Regions from separate parts of the Mus musculus genome. Here region 1 is linked to region 2. A link is a loop called in an ENCODE intact Hi-C map of the cell type or tissue named here. Cell type or tissue: heart. All regions are shown on one strand.

What was found. Hi-C counts contacts between places; a loop is a spot of excess contacts. Peaks named below come from ENCODE experiments on the same cell type or tissue, not always from the same donor. Only the 100,000 strongest peaks of a DNase experiment are listed, where the experiment ranks them.
Region 1: it touches region 2 in a loop (2.1-fold over the local background); 2 of 42 quality-filtered maps call a loop at or near these places.

What each region holds. Positions count from the first base shown.
Region 1 is chr14:14,598,623-14,601,122 of GRCm38, forward strand. No RefSeq gene overlaps it. Among named protein-coding and RNA genes, the nearest start is that of Slc4a7, 100 kb to the right of the region's middle. In heart, no CTCF peak of the experiment used is centred here; a DNase peak (open chromatin) is centred at 1,179.
Region 2 is chr14:14,702,344-14,704,843 of GRCm38, forward strand. It overlaps Slc4a7 (solute carrier family 4, sodium bicarbonate cotransporter, member 7), which reads left to right and starts at 682. Exons shown (of 26, transcript NM_001360504.1): 1 at 682-937. The coding sequence starts at 890. In heart, CTCF peaks have their summits at 542 and 1,190; a DNase peak (open chromatin) is centred at 508; H3K4me3 peaks cover 2,486 bases; H3K27ac peaks cover 1,651 bases.

The sequences.
Region 1 (2,500 bases), 100 kb before region 2:
ACTTCATATGCCTATTGGACTAAAACCCCACTATACTTCAAGTCCCACATGGAAACTGCACATCCTCGAATGCCCATAAACTTATGGTTGTGTGTCTTATTTATGTGTGTAATGTGTATAACATATGTATGTGTACACATGTGTGCCTGTGGTACACATGTGTGCACATGCATACAGACCAGAAATTAACATCAGGTGTCTTCTTCAGTTGCTCTCCACTTTATTTTTTGAGATAGGCTCTCTTATCATTGAACAGAGAGCTCATAAATTAGGCTAGGCTGACTGGCCAATGTACTCCAAAGATCCACCTGCCTCTGATTCCCTAAGGATAAGACTGTAGGTGCACACTGCCATGTCCAACATTACATGGAGTCTAAGATTCTAGGATCTGAACTCAGGACCTCGTGTTTACATGGCAAGCACTTTGCAGACTGAGCGGTCTCCTTTGTCCCTTATGGTTGCATTTTTACTGTAATTTTTATACTTTAGTTATTTCTGATTCATCTGCTTATTTTTCTCCTAAAATCATTAGCTTCTAAGGGCTGATGTTTGTGTAGTTCATTTTGAGGGCACATACCTATGCCCAGGAAAGGAAGCCAACAAGCATTTGCTGAATTGAATTGAATTTTGGTAAGCTCACTTGAGATCTTGTCATGTCATCAAAAGTTTGTTGGCTGAGGAAGGACGGTAGGAAAATAGAAGGACAGAAGCAAGGATAAGAAAAGCATGAAGGAACACAGGAAGGGAACATGATGGAATGTTTGCTCAAATGTGTTTACGTACCAGAAATTGTTAGGAGATGTGATATGCCCTTTGAAACTATAATAAGATTGTAAGGAATAATTGCCTCCTTGGGAGATAAAGGTCATTATTATTAATGAGAACTAAATTACTACCATTCTCCCCCTGTCCTGTGGTTGTAAAAAGGAAGAGAGAAAGAATGCATACTACCATTTAGGTCACAGATAGAACTTGTTTCACATTTCTTTTTGAGCTGAAGCCCTGCCATTGCTTGAGTTTTCCTGTGCCTTACTTGAGAGGATGAGAGAGAACAAAGCACATCTCTGTCCTTTGGAAGCGCTATGGTTTCTCTGCTGTGTGAATGGTTCTCTTTAGAGCAGGAACTTAGGTCATGTGAAGGCATTTCCTCCAAATGTAAGATCCATCTGCTCAACTCTGCATTTCCCATTATGAGCTGCAGCCCCCTGCAGCTGCTTCTGCTGTTTCCACTGGATGGCCCATGAGGAGCCACTGTGCCCTCTGGCTCTCACAGGCTGGTAAGAGCTTGGTTAGAACAGGCAAAATGGAAGAGAGTTTTGATGTATAGTAGAGAACACTTCAGCTGGCCGTGAGAGAGATTTTCTGACCAGTGAGGGAACCTGACCACCAAGCTCAAGACACAGGGATTTGGTTCCCTAGCCTACATAAATCAAATAGACAACCACATGAAAGTTGCTGCTTCTGTTACTTTCTTTTTACTGGCTACAAGATACCGGATAAGAAGCAATGGAAGAGAGTAAAAGTTCGCTTCAGTTTATAATTTGAGGAAGATGTAATTCACCACAGAGAGGAAGTCACAGTGGCAAGAGCTTGAGACTGCTTGTCGTATTTGCTAGGAAGCCAGGGATGATGAAAACTGACGTTCAGCTCACTTTCATCCTTATGCATCCAGACTCCATCCCATGAAACGGTTGAACCTACAGTAAAGTGGGTCTTCCCACTTCAGTTAACCTAATATAAATAATCACGCATAAGCATGGCCAGAGGCCAACCTAATTTAGATAGCCCTTCACAAGCATGCCCACAGAGTGGTCTCACAGGTGATTTGGCACCTTGTCAAGTTGACAAGAAGCACTAAATGTCAGAGATGCCTATGGAGATATGCCGGAATATGGAGTTGTCAAGGCAGAGAAGACGCAGGGAAGGACCCCTTGAATTTTACCTAGGGGGATTTTAGAATCTAATCAAACAGGTAGATGGAGTTAAGAGAATATATTCTACCCTGGAGCTCAGTCTAGATGATTCAGTGGATGGCTGCATCTCAAATGCTTAAGTCCTTACTGGGCTTCATATCCCCAGTGGGTAGATAGGTTTCAAGAATTTAAGTTACCTATTCAATTTTGAATCTTCTTCGGGAAATCATTTCTAGAGAGTTTAAAAAAGCTAACTGTGGTTGACCAAGGAATTGGACTCGTAAGCAAAGAAAGAAGCCAGGACCTATGTAGAGTCTGTAATTATTACCCTAAGGCAGGCGGATGCCAAGCACGAGGCCAGCCTGGCCTGTATAGCATGTTTGAGGCCACCCAGAGCTACATAACAAGACTGTCTCAACAAAATGAAACTAAGCAAAATAAAAGAACAAAGGGAAAAGAGGGAAGGTAAAACTTCCAACAACAAGAAATATTTGGGAATCTATCTAAATATAATTTAGATATAAACTAAAACTAAAATCAAAACCCCACAGCTATTCAGCCCAGTGTATCAGAGCCCCAGCAGAGAT
Region 2 (2,500 bases):
AGCACACCACAAGTGACACACCTTCACAGAGGGACAGAAATGTATTTAATCCTTCAATGTCCATTTGTGATGGAGACCATCACCTCCACACCCAGGTAGATAGTAGACAAGCACCCTACCTATAGGGTCGACCCAAGAGTGGGACAGGTTGTGGAACTAGGCCAGTGCAGGGAGTGCACTAGGCAAGTTGCTAAATGTATCCCCTCTTTTACAGGGTCCACGATAGAGTTACCTCTAGGAGAGAAACTTGCAGAGGCAGAGAATGAATCTGGCGTCGTCCTGTTTCTCTCCTGCTTGTAAAACACGTGGTGAGGAGCTGAATGGGGTGATGACCCCATTCCACTTCGAAAGTCTGTAGAACTTCCGATTCGAAAAACCGAGTTCCACTCTCAGCCTCGGTCAATTAAGTCTTTACAAAGAGGGGCGGGGCCTCCGGGAAACTGACCTGGGGGGCGGGGGAGGCGACAGACCCTTCCGAGCTGCTGATTGGCTGATACGAATGTCTGTCTTCTTTTGTCTCCGCCCTACCTCCAAGCCCCTTAGCCACTGGAGGCGGTCGCTCGACGCCGGACCTGGTGCCTAACAGGCAGGGGGCGTGCTCCGGGGGGGGCGTGCCGGAGCGCGCCCCGCCCCCGCCCCCGCCCCCGCCCCCCAGCCCCGCCCCCCGCCCCGCCCCCGCCCGGGCGCCGCTGCCTCCTCCGCGCCGCGTCCTCTGCCCGTCTCAGTCCTCGCGGCACGCCGTTGCCTCTCTCTCCCGGAGAACGTCCCGCGCTCGCAGCGGTCGCCGCACTCCGGGGCCAGCTCTCGGCGGCCAGCGCTCCGCACAGGGTCTCCCTCCGCGTGCCCGTCTCTGCTGCGGTCGCGGCCTCTCAGAGCTCCGGGGCGGGCCATGGAGGCAGACGGGGCCGGCGAGCAGATGAGACCGCTACTCACGCGGGTAAGGAGCGGGGAGGCCGAGGCCCGCAGACAAAGGCGGCGTCGCGGCGGGGCTGCCGGCGGCCTATGCTGGCGGCCGCGCGCCGCCGTCGCCTTTGTGTGGCGGGGGTCGCAGGGGACGGCCGGCTTCGAGCCCTCGGGGACGCCTCTCCCGAGGACGCGTGTCCGCCGCCGCAGTGCCCGGCTCTCAGACGCGCGGCTCCGGGAGCCGTGTTCTCCCGCCGCGTGGACGCTGCCGTCCTTCAGCCCAGGCTGCTGTTCCTGCCGCCGCCGCCGCCTTCAGCCTGTGGCCGGAGTCGGGACCGGCCGTCGGGGCCGGCGCTCTGTGGCGTGTTGGGTCGCAGGCCCAGGAGAAGCACCGTGAGTGCAGTGTCCTCCTCCGGGCTCCATAGAAAGAGAATGGACCGAGAGAGACCCCAGTGCTCTGCGCCGCGCGTCCCCAGTCCAGCCGATCCCGCTTTCCCAGTGCAAGCAGCCTGAGTAAGGGCGGACTTGGGACGCGCAGAAACTGGGCTCTCATTTAAACGGGGGAGGGGGCGGGGGGCACACAAGTGGCCCGTTCTCTAGAAACAGGAACGTGTATGTGCCCTACAGAAGAAACTGCTTTCTCCTTTCAGAGTCTCTGACTCAAAGGATGTGGTGGTACTAATTTTCCTACTTCCAATTTTTACTCTGACCAGTGAAATGGGAGGGAAGGTTGCAGGGATGAATTTTCCAGTCTTTTCAAAACAAGGAAAAGGACATTTTGCCGGTTTTTTTTTTTTTTTTTTTTTTTTTTTGGTAGAATTTTCCTTAAGGCTCCCTCCTCTCGTTACTTTAAAAGTTATTGTGGAGGCCGTGGGCGGTGATCATTCATTACTTCACAGTATTCAAATATAAACTCTTTAAATATAAAGGAAAACTTCGGTCTTAAGACTGTGAAGTTCTGTAGTGGTTATGGGTTTGATGGGTCACAGTGATGAAGTACTGGAAACTCCTTAGGATTCTTTTTATGGCCTTTGAATGAACCTTCAGGACCTTCTCCAAGACTATCTGTCAAATACACTGTTGCTTGTTCTTAACCTTATTTGCACATTTTCAGCTGAACAGTAAACAGTATCAGTTTTCATAAACCTGGGTAAAAATGTTGTATTCTCTATCACAGTCTATTTAGGCAGAAGTCGTCATACACAGTAAGGCTATTGCCATTCATCCGTCCATCCATCCATTCATCCATCCATCCATCCATCCATCCATGCATGCATTCTGTGCAGTAGCTTATTGAGAACTTATTCTGTAGTGTCCAGAGTAGAAGCACTTTTTTCCGATAGAAGCTTCATTCAGAGGGGTGTGGGTGTGTGTCTACAATAAGGGACAGGATAGGGGACAAACAGATGGCAAGGAACTCAGTTCTGGTATTAGTACCATGATAGGAGAGTATTTTGGAAGGTCATACACCCTAAGTCTTTGGGAGAATAAAACTTGGCAATAATAAACTTACAGAAAGTAATAATAGAAATAAGGGGCTGGAGAAACGGCTCTGTTGTTAAGATCATTGGCTGCTCTTTCATAGGACCCAGGTTCA